Regions from separate parts of the Mus musculus genome. Here region 1 is linked to region 2. Evidence: chromatin loops called from intact Hi-C (ENCODE). Cell type or tissue: left cerebral cortex. All regions are shown on one strand.

Region 1 (8,000 bases), 73 kb before region 2:
AGAATTGTGGCTTTAAACCCGAACAGATAGAGGATAAGTTTATTTGGTGCACTCCAAAGAGAGCAGCAGGCATGGCAGTAAAAGAAAGAAGTGCCTGTGTATGGGATGAGCTTGAGGGTGGAGTCTCACTGGGTTAGGGCGAGCCACTTCACATGCAGTGGCTCAGCATGTAATTCCCACCGTATTACTGATTGGCGATGTTCAGTCTTGAGCAGTTAGGGTGAGTCATAACGCATTCAATTTCCCAGGCATGTAATTTCCACTATGCAAATGAGTTATTTTATTTTATTTTTTTGCTTCTTGCTATCATGTGGTTCTGCTATTTCACTATTGAGGTGAAGTGGAGCTTGAGACCAGGCTTGCTCTGGCGACCTGTTCCCTTTCTGTCCTTTCAATCACAGCCTTCCTTCCACATTTCCACGTCCATAGTGAGATCACAGGGATGAGGGAGTACAAGTAGTTTGGACAGATGAAGACCTTTTATTCTTTACAATAAGACTAGGGTGGAAGGTGGACCTCAGATACTCATCCTGCTTTTGTTGAGTACTTGTATTCTTGCAGCCATCTAAGCAACTGTTCTCCCTTGAGAGTCCCAAAAGATTGAAAAGAATAAATAAATAAAGTGAAGCTGTTCTCTGAAGTCCCAGGAGAAAAAGGACTTGCCAGGCACAGGGATGAATTTCTTGTTGTTTGCCCTGGATTTGCCTATTCTGACCCTTGCCTCACTCACACCCTACCCACTGCACACGGGGCTTTGCTGAGCTGGAAATTTAAGTTAGGGGGAAGTGCTCTGGCTTTGGCCTCTTGCTTTCTCAGCACTTCCATCAAAGGTCGCCACGTGAGCTGGAAAGGAAGCTCTGCCTGCACTGTGTTGAGTTAACAACGGGCTTTCTGAGAACAGCAAGGAACTATGGTCGGTAGCAGCAAGAACTGGGTTTCAGGCATGACTGTGCTATTCCTGAGACTCTTGGCAAGTCCTTGCTCAATAGAATAGTGGATTTCAAATAGCAAGAGAAAGCTAAGGTTTGCCACCACCTACACATCCGCACTGTTGACTACAAGAGGGAGATAGCCATTTTCCTGCTCTTAGGGTTTTGTTCCCTACCACTGACAGCTATGTGGGAAATTGTAACCTAAATCCTTTCTTCAATATAGAATTGCAACACCTCTCTTCATACAGAGAGTACCTCATTTCCAAAAATTTCATGATCCCTGTCTTGGGTATTCCATTTAGGGAGAGATGAGAGAAACATTTACTTGTGGCCCCCATTCATGGGAGTCACAAAGGAAAGAGCTCCTAAAGGGATGCCACAAAGAACCATATACTCTTACACCACACTACTTGTCAATTATTCTATCAATGAATGAATCCATGTATTCATTCATTCATTCATTCATTCATTCAGTAAATATTTGTGTTGAGTTCATTCACCCATTAAATAAATTATACTGTAACAATACATGATTTGGGAATATAAGGGTAAGTCCTGGGGATAAACCACCCTTGTTTATATTAGGAAGAGACTGAGATAATAAGAAAGCCCTTAAAATGATGATCATTATATTTCCTTTGATAGAGAAGCCATGGAGTGATATAAGCTTGACAAGATGGAGGCGTGGATCCATCTACTTTTCAAAGAAGTGATGTATAAGGAGAAGCAGTAGGAGTCATCGGGTGACAAGAGTTGGGAGGGCAGTATATTCAGAGCGGTCAAGACAATGGACAATCTCTGTAAGCCGGAAGGTGAGAGAGGTCATGTGTGTTGCAACAGAGATTGTAGAAGGATGGGTGTGGCGAGGGGAAGCATGAATAAAGCAGTGGTAATCGGGCACTTCTGTGGACTCTTAAGCAAGGGAGTGTTACAAAAGTGTGTTAGGAGAACAGCTAGTCTGCTTTCTGTGTTCAGCACATACTGGAAGTGACAGGGACCAGCCGTAGGGAGACAAGTGAGGGATTATGGGTAATGATAAGATGAGGAGGGCTGTCCATGAAAATGGAGGGAAGACTGACAGAGCCAGATGTCTTTGAGATTGGCTAGATATTGCACCAGGAGAAACCGGAGAACACTGTATGGTATCAGATTTGTAGAAGCTGCCCTCTACTGAAAAATACTCACTGGGACTCATTTATCATAGCAGTTTTCAAGCTCTGTCCAAATAGTGTCAGGCTTTCCCAGAGGTGTGTGAAGGCACCCATTCAACCAGAATGTCTCCATATTGACCCATGTAGACAAAGACTTGAAAGCTACTATTCTTCTTTCTCACAGTGGACTCATTCTGTCTGAATTCCACTTGCCCCCAGCATTTATTAAATTTGGATGTGGGTATGTCGACACCACCTCTGCCTCCATGCTCCTAAGATCTCAAGTCCCCTAAAAATGTGGATCTCTTTTCTGGTGTGGTGTGGTGTGGTGTGGTTTTTTTTTTTTTTTTTTTTTTTTTTAAATACCTCTGTTCCCACACCCACCTAATTCCATCTTGCATCTTGCTTGGCTTGCCCCCATTGTAATTATCTTACAGCTCTTCTTTGAGATATGTGTGTGTGTGCATGTGTGTTGAATTAATCTAAACTGTGACATTTATCAACAGAGATAAGAATTAAACATGACAGCTGACTGGCAACATTTTTTTTTGTTGTTGTTGTTAGTTCAAACTCCTTCACAAGGGACAGAAGACAAGACCAGTCTCTTTTGACTAGAAGATCACTTCTTGAAAGGACCAACTTCAGCCTGTGCCCAGGGGAGGACAGGGCGGGGCAGGAGGGAGATAGAGGCACAAAGCCATCATGGCTGTGGGATGTTCTGTTTCTAGATTCTTACATTCATTTCTCAACTCTGGTTTCTAGGAGGAGATTTTACTTGTCCTCGGTTTCTGTCTTGCTAGTGGCAACGACAACCACATGCAAAAGATGTTCCACGTGTGTCAGCTGCTTTGCACGTCCCCGGAATTAACTGATGGCAGCCCCAGAGCATGGAGATCCTTTGTGAGTACATTCAGCCCATCTGTAAATACTTCACTTCATCTTATTTCTATCTCCTAATTTTTCTTCTTTGACAAACGAGGGATATCGTGAACATTTTGACCAATGGCCTGGACGAGTCCAGAAACGCCAGGGCCACCAGCTTTTCATCTCTACCATGGGTCAATGACCCCAATAGAAAGCACATTCTTGCTAAATTCCTTCAGGAGCCTTGTCATCACAACTTCCTGATGTGAACAACTTTAGATTGCCTTATTGACCTACTTCAGGCCCTCACTCAGAAACAGGGCTTTTATGTTCATTTTTAAAGAATGTTTGTTTGATAAAGTTAGTGGAGATAATACTAGCAGTTGAAGCAGATAATGTCATTTCAGTGGCTGGCTTGGAGATGTTACTCATTCCTTATGCGTGTGAAGGCCCTAACTGGTCTTCCTGGTCTGGGTGGTTCTTTTCTCTAAGCAGAGCCAAGGTTCGTGGCCCCTTACATACCCCATTTCTGCTACCTTCCTGCTGAGTAAACCCAGGGTAGGGACAACCTGGGATTAAATACGAAAGAAAGAAGATACTTTCAGTCTGAAAAGAAGAAAAAAGGAAAGTCAAAAGGAGGGATGTCAAGTATATTCTAGAAGCTGCTTTGATGCTGTGAGTCTCTAATCCTAACTGCTTTGGAGGCTGAAGCAGGAGATCATAAGTTCAAGGACCAGGAGGTCACAGAGTGATTTGAGGCCAGTACGGGCAACTCCACGATGGCCTGTCTCAACATGAAAAGTGAAAAAGGGGACCAGGGGTATAGCTCAAGAGTGAGCACTCTCCTAGTCGTGCAAGGCTCTGAATTCATCCTCCTGTATTGAAAAGTGAACCACAGCATAGGAGGCTTTGAAATCAGGGGCACTCAGAAGGCTTCGGGATAGGGCGATACCACAGGTTGGAGAAGCAGATCTCTTGACTGGTGTGGGAAGGAAGCAGAGAAATAGATACCTAGGCTTCACCTCTTTTCTCTAAGGCTCCACATCATTAAAATTTGACTGGTAGCTGGTGTGCTGGAGGGACACAGAGCAGGAGACTAGGGCAGAGGAGCCCTGTGGCAGTGAAGAGCAGCAATAGGATCTTGGGCTCCAGAGAACTTACTGAGATGGGGGCAGGAGTTCCTCACCTGGGCTCTATAGAGCTTAATTTGGTGGAAACAGCTGGGTGCATGGTGCTACTGGAGGCAGGAGAACCAGTAAGGAGGTAAAGCCTGGGACTGTGGGACCCCCAGGGGAGACCAGATGCAAGTGCTGAGCCATGGAATCAGAGGAGAGTTGCATGTGAGAGATGAATGGGACTGTGGAACACAGTTTGGGATTGGGAGGGGGAGCAAGTTCATTTTGGGACACATGAGAATAAGTTGTCTTGGGACATCCATATGGAGATGTTCTGAGTCAGCCTAGCTTCAAGAGACAGTTTTGTGAACTGGCTCTGCTCCTTCCACGAAAGTGCCCAGAAATACAAGGCTAGTTACATCTTGTCTAGCACAAAAGCTGAGATGCCTGACCTAACCATTGCTCTTTAAAACAGGAAAACCTCAGAGGAGCAAAAGGCATTTGATGTGCACTCTCCATGCCTATCTGTATTTATTTTAAACCGTGCTGTGTTGGTTTTCTGCACTGGATGCTAGATGAACAGAAGGCAGCATTTGCTACATGCAATTTAAGTTGCATTTTAAAGTACATTTTGGGATCTTTGACAACAGTGGACCTGAATACATTTGGAAACTCGATGATGTGCGTTTCAAGCTACAAATAATCTCTCCAAACCACACAACAATTTAAACAGCCCTTTAAGGTCAGATACTTGTCTCCTTAATAATTACCCTAATAAAGCTACTCTGATAGAACAAAGTCAATTTTCAAACATGTTCTTGACTGAATATCGGAAACAGCTCTGAAGAAACACGGACCATAATTCTAAGCAGAACCCAAGCAAACAAACCTGGTATTTCACGTGCATAGCACTGGTTCAGGTGAGGTCCCATAATCCATCAGTGATCTTACTAGTGCTATTTAGGTCATCTCAGGCTAAACCTTTTTACATGAATCCTGAGCCACATATTTTCACATTTACATATTAAAATGGGAGTAGTTACTCTTATATGCAGGTAGATCTAATACAAATTCCAGAATTTCAGGGATCATTTCAAAAATAGAACTATTTCACAGTGCAGATAAAATTTAGGATATATAAATTTTAAAATAAATTTCATGTGATATTTAACTATTAGTGACATTACCCAAATCTAGCCAGTGCCACAAACACTTATTTGTGTAACACGTTTGGTTGGTCAAGTACATTTCAACAATGGTTGCCAGGCTTTTTAGGATCCTTAGAAAAAAGGAAAATGTTCAATTCTTATATTTAGAAAGTTTCTATATGGCTTAGCAGTGAAGAGCACTGGCTGCTCTACCAGAGGACACTGGTTCAATTCCCAGTACCCACATGGCAGCTGACAACAGTCTGTAATCCAGTTCCAAGTGATTTGACACTTTGACACAAACATGAATGCAGGCAAAACACCAGCGTATATAAAATAAACATAAAAAATAGGTCATTTAAAAAGTTTCCCTAAAAAGAAATAAACCATTAAAAGTTTCCCTAAAAAGAAATAAATTGGTTGGACTATCTATTGTCTGTAGTTACTGCTGCTTTGATATTCTAGGGAACATAGGCTTGATTATACAGTAGTACAGACTTAAATCAACAGTTCATTACTCTCCCAGCCTGTCTGTCTGTCCATCACTCCTCAGCAGCCTGGCAGCAGGCTCTGAACGTCATGTGCACACAGGAAACTTGGCAGATGGACTTCACCCACTTGAACATGGCCGATCACAGTGACATGGGGAAAGGACCATGGTGGCATCGCTGGGATAAAAATTAATGTAAAAACAGAATCGTACCTGTCACATCTGACCAAAGTAGAGCCAGAAAACCCATAGACAAAGGGCGGAACATTTAAGGTGTGAATGTTGCTCCAAAAAGTCTCTGAACCGCTGTAAAGCAGTAGCCAGCTCTCCCCTTAGGATTAGCTTGGATTAGCTATACATAAAAACTGATGACACAACCAGGCAGTAGTGGTGCATACCTTTGATCCCAGCACTCAGGACATGGAGGCAGTTGGATCTCTATGCGTTCGAGGTCACTCTGATCTACAGAGTGAGTTCTAGGACAGCTAGGACTACACAAAGAAGCCCTGTCTCGAAAAAGCAATGAACCAACTAACCAACCAACCAAACAGAAAATCTAGTGGCAGAACTGTCTGTCTTAAGAGTAGCTTTATATTACAACGGCTACCACTTGTTATCCAGAGTTTTCCATCTCCACCAAAAGTGATTTTTCTTTCAAAATTATTATACATTTCTCTGTCTTAATGAAACTTCCTACCTTTGCTTTGTCCTCCAGACATCCCAGAGGGCACATCGATCTATCTTGGACTCCAGCCTGATTCTTGTTTATTCTCAAATAAAAATTATTTTTCTGAAAACTTGTCTATATTTGGTTGACTTTGACAGTGACCAATTCTTGAAGACATCTACCTGGAAGACGTGTAGCTTCAACTTACATGTAATTAGTCTGAGCAAATAGCATGCCTCTAGCATACTAGGAACAAAGTGGAGAGTTCTTATTAGCATCTTCAAGGAGAATTGAAGATATTACCCAAAAGCCCCAGTGCCCATTATAACAACCTTAGTACAAAATTTATTTTCAGTTTCAAAGATGAATTGCTGTGGGGATGAGGATTTAGCTCCACGGTAGAGTGCTTACCTAGGCTTTATTCTCAGAGTGAAGAAGACGAGGAACAGCAGGATGATGAAGAGGAGGGGGAGAGAGGAGGAAGAGGAGGAAGAGGAGGAGGAAGAAGAGGAAGAAGAAGAAAAAGGAGGAGGAGGAGGAGAAGTGTTGTACCTAACAGTTTGAGGGTTTCTGGATTCCAAGTACTGAAATAATGCCAGGATCAACATACTTCTGATCACCTTGACATGGACTGGTTGGCCGCACAATCTGCCTGACGAGGATGGTGAGACTATATCTCCAAGGACGTGTGTGACCATCAATAAGAATGAGGGAGCAGCCCTCTTTGGTAAGGTGATCTGCTTCCGGCCTACTGTCTTCCTTCTGAGGCTACCATTTAAGAAATATTTTTGCAGAGCAGTGTGAAGAAGCAACAAGGACGACTCCCAGATGAACCAAACCCGCGTGCTGCTGTATACCCGTGTTCAGCGCCGAGGTCTTCTGCTACCACCATGCCCAAAAGAAAGGCTGAAGGGGAATGCTAAAGGAGACAAAGTCAAGGTGAAGGAGGAGTCACGGAGAAGATCTGCAAGGTTGTCTTCTAAACCTGCTCCTCCAAAGTGAGCCCAAACCTAAAAAGGCCCCGGAGAAGAAGGGAGAGAAGGTACCCAAGGGGAGGAAGGGGAAAGCCAACGCCGGTAAGGATGCAAATAATCCTGCAGAAAATGTAGATGCCAAAACAGACCAGGCTCAGAAAACTGAAGGTGCTGGAGATGCCAAGTGATGTGTGTGCATTTTTGGTAACTGTGTACTTCTGGTAACTTTACAGTTTGAAATACTATTTTTTATCAAGTTTTATAAAAATACAGAATTTTGTTTTACTTTTTTTTTCTTTTTTAAGCTCTATTGTTAGCACACAGAACATTTCATTACTGGGGGTGGGAGGATCATGTGTCAGTAACAAAATCTCTCCCAAGCTGGATTGAGGACAGAAAACATCTTTCCCTGATAATTTTGGAAGGCTCTTGTTGGAGAGCAATCCTGGCCTTGACATCGGTGGCCACCAAGGCACAAAATGCCTTGTGGTCTGGGAAAATTCTAAATTCATTTTTATATCCTCTTCCCCCTGTACCATCCACATAATACTTAATTCCTTAAAACCAGAGACCTGTTGAAACCTGGTCCCCAAAATTGGTTTACCAGTCTATTGGGCGATGTGGACTTTGCAGTGACTTCATCCAGTGTTCTCAGAAGA
Region 2 (8,000 bases):
CTGGCAACAGCTAGGTATGCTCCTCCCCACAGTTACCTGGCAACAGCCAGGTAGGCCTGACCCACTAAAGGGGTGCTTGTCCCCTCCTCTCTCTCTTACTCTTGCTTCCCTCTTGCTTCTCTCTTGCTCTTCATTTCCCCTTCCTCCACCCCTCTCTCCACATGCTCATGGCCATGGCTGATCTCTACTTCTCTTCTTCTCTTCTCTTCTCTTCTCTTCTCTTCTCTTCTCTTCTCTTCTCTTCTCTTCTCTTCTCTTCTCTTCTCTTCTCTTCTCTTCTCTTCTCCCCTCCCCTCCCCTCCCCTCCCCTTCTCTCTCTCTCTCTCTCTCTCTCTCTCTCCAGCCCCCCCCCCCCCGCCTTTCTCTGCCTCGACTACCCTCTTAACTCCCCTCTTCATACCCTAAATAAACTCTATTCTATACTATACCATCCTGTGTCAGGGGGAAAGGCACATGCTGAGACCCCCCCCCTTCCCCCACATCTCATATCTTATACTTCTTTATCTTTTTATAAACATATCAAGGTGAGTGGTCCAAACTGATAGCCATCAAGAACCCAGTTCTGAGTCTTATTGTATTGTTCTTGGCATATCTTTTGTCTCCCAGGGGAAATACAGAACAAGATGAAAACGGTTGCTGGGGAAGATAGCCATCCCACCTTACAACGTGAACCAGGATCTTGCCCTAAGTTCAAAGCTAATGTTTCCATCCTGTGTTTCATCTTCAGAAAGTAGCCAGGCTTCTCTGTCCAAAGCAAATGCAGCAGGAGATGAACAACAAAAGGAGCCTTAAAAGAGTTGCAAATAAGACTCAAGCCAGCCAGGATGAACCATTTGACATCAGAAGACCCACCCTGAGCCTGGGCCACACCTTCTGGTGGCAGCCCACCTAAAAGGAAGTAGAAGGTAGAAGGTTTTGATTTTTGACTGCTTGCCTTCACTCTCACTGGCCAGTTCATCTCTCCTGTCCCCAAAGCATTCCTTCGATGGTGTTAGAACCTTCATCTTTGGGGTTCTAAGGCAAACTGGAAATTGATAGTTCTCTAAGACAACCCTGGGACCCTGCATCAGAGTGAGACTACTGAGACATCCAGTCTCTTCGCTGAACTTCTCCTGGATGCTTGGTTTTTACAACCATTAATGGACTAGTCCAACTACGGCCTGTAAGCCACTCTAATAAATCCCCTTTTAATACACGCACAGGCATACAGACACACAGATACACAGACACAAACATCGATAGTCTACAACTTCACCTGGTGGACCAAATATATATTTATTTGGACCGTGTGTGTGTGTGTTCCAGTTATATATTTCATCATCTCTGTTCTTTTAGAGGGCCCTGACTAATAAACTTCTCTTGTACCCACTGCATTTCTTGGGCACCTAGTAGAGTCAATTTCAGAGGAATAAGTGCCTTAACATGTTAATTCTTCTTGCTCTTAGTATTAGTATGCTTTACCCATCATATCCCCTACATTCTTTCCAGGCTTGCCTTATGTAGGAAGGACTGAAACTTCACCCAGACTTTTCTAGCCAGAGACACTAGCAGAACAAAGACTCAAGGATTTATGGGTATGAATCAGAGTGTGTTGCTTGAGTCTAAACCAGTAGATGTTCAGACAGTGAGGCCAAAAGGACACAAATAGGCTATATCAATGTTTTTTAACCATTGTGGATTGTGACCCCTTAGGGTACCATGTATCTCGCACAGCAGGTATTTACATTATAATCCATAACTAGCAAAGTTACAGTTATAAAGTAGCAACAAAATAATTATATGGATGGGGTCACCACAGCATGAGGAACTGCATTAAAGGGTTGCAGCATTAGGAAGATTGAGAACACTGTATTAGAGGGAAATGAAAGAAATCAAATGATGAGATGGTCTGAATGAGACTAATGATCAAACGAAGGGGAGTGGAAAGAAGTCTGGAAATGTAAGGGTTCAGCTTGAAAGGGAGTTAGTAGATTAAGATGTCAGAGGTGGAACAGTTCTGAGAGATACTAAGGGTGTTGGTTAGGTGGAAATGGCACTGTATTAGACAAGGTCCAAGAACTGGAACGTATATTGGTGAATGGGTTCTCCATGCATCTTAGTTAGGGTTTTACTACTGGGAACAGATACCATGACCAAGACAACTCTCATAAGGACAACATTTAATTGGGGCTGGCTTACAGTCCATTATCATCAAGGTGAGAACTTGGCAGTGTCCAGGCAGGCATGGTGCAGGAGGAGTTAGGCAGAGGCAGGCAGATTTCTGAGTTTGAGGCCAGCCTGTTCTACAAAGTGAGTTCCAGGACAGCCAGGGCTACACAGAGAAACCCTGTCTCAAAAAACCAATTAAAAAAAAAAAAGAGTTCTACAGCTTCACCTGAAGGCTGTTAGCAGAATGCTCACTTCCAAGCAGCTAGGATAAAGGTCGTAAAGTCCACACCCACAGTGCCACATCTACTCCAACAATGCCACACCTTCTAATAGTGCCACTCCCTGGGCTGAGTACCCATGGATACTAAAGGGCAATGGTCTGGATGCTGGAGATGCCAACAGATGAAGGAACTACTGGAAGTTCAATGGGTAACAGTAATGCAAAGGACATCTCAGAGGACAACTAGGTCTTACCAAGGAGAGTTATTCTAGTTTGACAATATCCCATGGATGATCTCATGGATCCCATGAGAGAAAAGACAGCCTCCTTTTCATTTAAATCACAGCAGAAAGCAGATGGTCCACCTATGGTGGGAACTTAAGGTACATATAATAAATGAATTACTGTCCCAGGCAAGGGCCAAGTCTAGGGAATCCACTAGTAACAGTGAAGCCACGAACCAGCCACAGCAACTCATCCCTCCCCCAGATACAGGGACCCTCAAGCCTACTCCACTTGACCCCCTGACCTCATTCACATCCTGACTCTTCTTTTCTCTCAAAACTGTTAAACTTTTGAAATCTTAGCCTGTTGTAAGATGTTTAAACCAGTCTTTTCTTTACCCTTATTTTATCGAGAGATTGAAATCTGCCAGCCTAGCTCCAGTCACAGCAGAGTTGAAACAGACCTCTGCCTTGGAGCATGGTAACAGTGTCTAGCCTTCCATCAAGAGCTTTTACTTCCTTGAGTAAAACAAGATAATGTGAAATGATCACACAACAGTCACCCGAAACTGCTTTGACATACTGAGATCCAAGAGCTCTTGGTAGAAATGAGCAGAATTCCTGTCCATTGGGAACCAAACCTAGCCCATGGGTTGCAAGGTTTTACCTTGTGTAGTAGCCAAGGGCAAGTCAATCCAAGTCTAGACTGATGAATGTAGGGTAATTCCAAGATCTGTGATCACTGAAACCAAGCCTTCTGGCCTTCTTGGAAATTTCCTCACTACGTATGGTTTGAACTCTCATTTTTGACAAAAGACTTACTTTCTCTGGATCTCAATTTCATTTATTTTTCACTTGTTCAAGAAATTATTTTTTATACATAGTGGGGCAACAGTGGCCCAAAGAATCAAGCAAGGTGGCACAGGTCTATTATCCCATTTAGGAGATTGAGGCAGGAGGATTATAAAGTCAGACTAGGCTTCATAGTGGGAGCCTGAAAATAAAATAAAGAGAAACGAAACCAAAAATGGCCCAAAGTAAGATTAGACCCAAACACTGGAGTTGTGTCAAGATGACTTATCCGACGTCATAAGTCACTTCTGAATCTAATTATTGATAAGTAACCCATTGAGTGGACTGGACTGGTCCAGTTCTGTGCAATGCAGGGTTCCCTGGGACATTACCTTGCTCTATCACAAAACTGCAAATGACATGGAAATAATAGTTGGGGGGGGGGGCTTGTTCTTATCTGATCACAGCAGTCCTTTGAGGCTTTGGACTTAGCTCCCTGCCAGGAACACTCTCCGTCCTCTCCCTCATTCGCTCACTGGTCAAGTCTACTTCAAAAGCTCCCTTCCAAGTAAAGCAAAGGTCACAACACCACTGACCAGAAGCAATCTGAAGAGTCACTCGACTCGCTCTGTGTTAGCAGGGTGATGTATCCCTCCAGGAGGAGGCGGTGGGTACCACGTCAGTTTCCATGGAAGTGTTAACAGACTTCCTAAAGGATGCAGTTTCCCAGCAGGACACCCGAAGCCGACTGCAGAATGAAAGCGTGCCGCATGCAGTTCCATCTGCTTCACATTATGTTTGCCAGGAGACAAATGTACAGCCCTCCGACTCCAAAAATATGTGTCGGTCTTAGCCAAAAATACATTTGTTCTTGGATTCATAAAAAATTCAGGCCATGTGAAATATGTGAGGAGCATGCACTCTCATGAAAAATACTGACTGAAAAGAAAAAAAGAACTCCTTAAAAGCTTTCATTGAGAAGCAGCAAGGTTGGCGCAGCTCTGGGCATAGGAAGAGAAGCAGAATGGGAAATAAGAAAGCTTTGCCCTTGGTGGGGAAATATTATATGGACCACCTCCTAGCATCCCAGAAAGGCCATGAGCAGCCATAGGTCAGGGTCTCCCCACTTCTGCGTGGGGTTACTTAAAAAGCCAGAGGCAAGGCCTATCAACTCTGAACTCTTGGTTTTGGTATCTGTGGGGTTTTTCAACATATCTGTGTTCAAGAGCCAGTTTTATTTTTCTTTTTCTCCAGTTCACAATGGGCCAAAGCTCTTATAAAATTATAATAAGAATGGATTACTAAAAACAAAGGAAATACAAATAATATAGAACATGAGCCTCTATTTTGAAATCACATCAGATTCAACACACATAAAGTTATGTTTGCCAATTGTAGCCAGAGGCCATTTTGAGAGTGTGACCATCAGGACTGGAACCAAAGCAGCATAGGCATCCCTGTTCCCTCTCCCAGCACAAGATGACACTTTGGGGCTGCCTATTCTGTGTGGTCTGGGTCCCACCATGTCCCTGAATCAAGAAGAGGAGGCCCCTGTAGAGGAACTGTCCAGGAGACACAAAATACAGAGGAGAAAGACTTTCCAGGAGAGTCTCAAAGGTAAGGAGAGGACAAAGGCCTAGCTCCAACTTCTCCATGACAAGACTCAAAGGCCAAAAGTACTTTGACTGAGGGCACAGCAGTCTCACGAGTGCCAAGATGAACAGCAGCTGCTATATGCAGGACCGACAAGAAGTTGGTGACTGGTAACCCCATGCATGCCTTCCCACAGCGTGTGCCCTAGAGAATATCCTCACTCAACAGCAGCAAGCTCTCAGGTAACCTGGCTCTCTCTTCACTCATTAGATTCTCTGTATCATGGGCAAGCATGGACTAAGCATCTTGCCGGACCTCAGTTTACTAGCCCAGAAAAACAATGCATCTTCTGGGGGGTTGCTGAGAAGATGAGGTGGGTTGAGAGGAACTCTGAGTTCATTTCTTTAGTTAGCTTGAGATTCCCACAATCCCATTGGGTCCAGCAAGGCACCTAGACATAGAAAAGTATAAATTGAATAAACCATGTAGAAGGTGGACACGGGTCCCAAGTTTGTACTTGAGAAGACTAAGCCAACGTTACAGGACTCATTGCTAAGGACTAACAAGAACAGCAGAATATGTAAAGAACTGACTGGGAATCCGGATGTCAATAGAGGGGGAAAGTAGGTAACATACAGATACTATGCTAACAAGCTGAGAGGATGTGCCAGAGCCCTGATGGGACAGTGGAGCTATTCTAGAGTCCAAAGCGAGACACTTGTGTCCTCCATGGCCTGCAAGTCACAATGCTGAGTATGTAATCCTGAGTCTTCTTTAGCAAGCTCTAAACTCAAGGATCTACCTTTGCCATATCCAGGCAACATACGTCATTGTTGTTGTGTCAATGAGCACAGTGGTCATTTATTAGATTCGTATTTTTTAGTACAACTGATTTAATCTACATTTAAAATTTTTCCCATCATGTCTATGAGATGGCTCACAAGATCAAGACGATAGCTGCCAATCCTGATGCCCTGGGTTCAATCCCTGGACTACACGTGAGCAGCGGACTGACTTGTCGCTTCCTTATGTGTGATGTGGCACATCCTCTAACTCCCAAACACACAATTTAAAAGTACGTAAATGTAACAAAGCAGTTGTTTGTTTCGAGGCAGGATTTCTTTGTGTAGCCCTGGCTGCCCTGGAACTTACTCTCTAGACCAGGCTGGCCTCGAACTCACAGAGATCCACCAGCCTCTGCCTCCCCGGTGTTGGTATTAAAGACCCAGCAACAAACAATTTTTAATGAAAAAATGTTTTAAAACATCTCTTGCACTTAAGGCCTGGTAGCTACTTAGCTTTTAGGCTGTATCTCCCAGTGCATGTATGGATCGGTGACCTCTCATCTGCAGAGTTAATATGTGTAACAGGTAGGAGTTCACACTTGAAGCTGATTTCCAAAGAAGAAGGGCAAAGCCCTTTGCCCTTCGCCTCGCAGAGAAAGAGACTTAGGGTTAGAGAACCCTGCCAGGCCCAAGACAGCAATAACCTAATCCCATCATCCCACGAAGCACCCATGACTTTTCTTTTAAAAAAAATGTGAATATCTACTTCATTTATCTTAGGTTTGGACCAAAATTAACAAAAATGTCTCTGCAGCAGAGAAACAAAGAGAATGACTAAAAGGTGACCAGGTCTCCCAGTTCTCAGGAAAGGCCTGGGAAAAATGTCTCACCACCGGAAGACATCCTTTTTTTTTTTTTTAATTTCCCTCATGCTTTTCTATGATTTATAAATCAGCTATAGACAGGGTAGGAAGGAATCAAATTCTTTCCTGTTTGGTTAAATTGTAAATAAATTGATTTTCTCTACCAGTTCCTGTTTCCTGGTGACTTTTGAAATGCTAAGAAACTGAGGTCCTGGGTCTATGGGCTCAAGTGAATATTGTAATACTTGGGTGAGATCACATGTATCCAAAAATCTTGGGACAATTATTAGAACATTTGAAGACTTGGAATGGCATGCTAGAGAGACATTCAGTGGGTAAGCATGCTGGTGCTCTTTGCAAAAGACTGGAGTTAAGTTCCTAGCACCATGTTAGGCAGTTTACAATTGCCTGTAACTCCATATCCAGGGTATCAAACACCTACTTCCAGCCTCCTAGAACAACTGCACACATGTGCACACACATGTACACACACACACACACACACACAATTAAATCACACATACCCACACACAATTAAATCTCTAAAAAATATCAGAATGGAAGGTTCAAGAGCTACCACATACACATTTAAATTTCATCTCTTCTCCTGTTGTCCCCTAAACACACTGTACTAGATGCACAGTGAAGCCATTTCTATCTTTCGGTCTGAGAATTTTTGTTACTGTGCAGTACGCAAGCTTGCCCAATGAAGAATACTACTGAAGGCATAGCTGAAGGTCCCTCTCTCGGACATACTGAATAGGATTCTTTAGCATAGGAGCAGGGACCTGCATTTAATGATGTCTGGTTCTTGGACCATGTATATTTGGAAAGTACAAATATAAGCAAGAGAGTTGCCTGGGGACCAGAAAGTTTACCTTGTCGCCCTACTTCAGCAAACTCTAAAACTATGGATGTACATTTGTAAGATTCAAGCAACGTAATTGTTTGAGTTCCATGTTTATAAGCCAATGGACATTTATTAGATTTGCATTGTTTTCAGTATAGCTGGTTCAATCTACATTAAAAAGAAAAAAGACATAAGGAAAGAAAGAAAGAAAGAAAGAAAGAAAGAAAGAAAGAAAGAAAGAAAGAAAGAAAGAAGGAAAGAAAGGAAGGAAGGAAGGAAGGAAGGAAGGAAGGAAGGAAAGAAGGAAGGAAGAAAGAAAGAAAGAAAGAAAGAAAGAAAGAAAGAAAGAAAGAAAGAAAGAAAGGAAGGAAGAAAGAAAGGAGGAAAGAAAAAGAAAGAAACATTGTCTTCTATCTAAAGTATTGGAACAAATTAGTTTTGCTTTGGGTTCTAGATAGGGCCTTCCTACGAAACCAAGCTGACCCAGAACTCACTGTGGAGGCAAAGGTCCTGCATCTGCCTTTC

Evidence for each region. Hi-C counts contacts between places; a loop is a spot of excess contacts. Peaks named below come from ENCODE experiments on the same cell type or tissue, not always from the same donor. Only the 100,000 strongest peaks of a DNase experiment are listed, where the experiment ranks them.
Region 1: a loop joins it to region 2, with 5 times the contacts of the local background. A loop is called at or near these places in 2 of 42 quality-filtered maps.

The regions. Positions count from the first base shown.
Region 1 is chr13:113,479,501-113,487,500 of GRCm38, reverse strand. It overlaps 4921509O07Rik (RIKEN cDNA 4921509O07 gene), which reads left to right. Exons shown (of 7, transcript NR_045501.1): 2 at 1,578-1,744; 3 at 2,846-2,983. It also overlaps the pseudogene Gm31191. Among named protein-coding and RNA genes, the nearest start is that of 4921509O07Rik, 19 kb to the left of the region's middle. In left cerebral cortex, no CTCF peak of the experiment used is centred here; DNase peaks (open chromatin) are centred at 295, 942 and 4,423.
Region 2 is chr13:113,406,206-113,414,205 of GRCm38, reverse strand. No RefSeq gene overlaps it. Among named protein-coding and RNA genes, the nearest start is that of Gm41071, 14 kb to the left of the region's middle. In left cerebral cortex, no CTCF peak of the experiment used is centred here; a DNase peak (open chromatin) is centred at 4,184.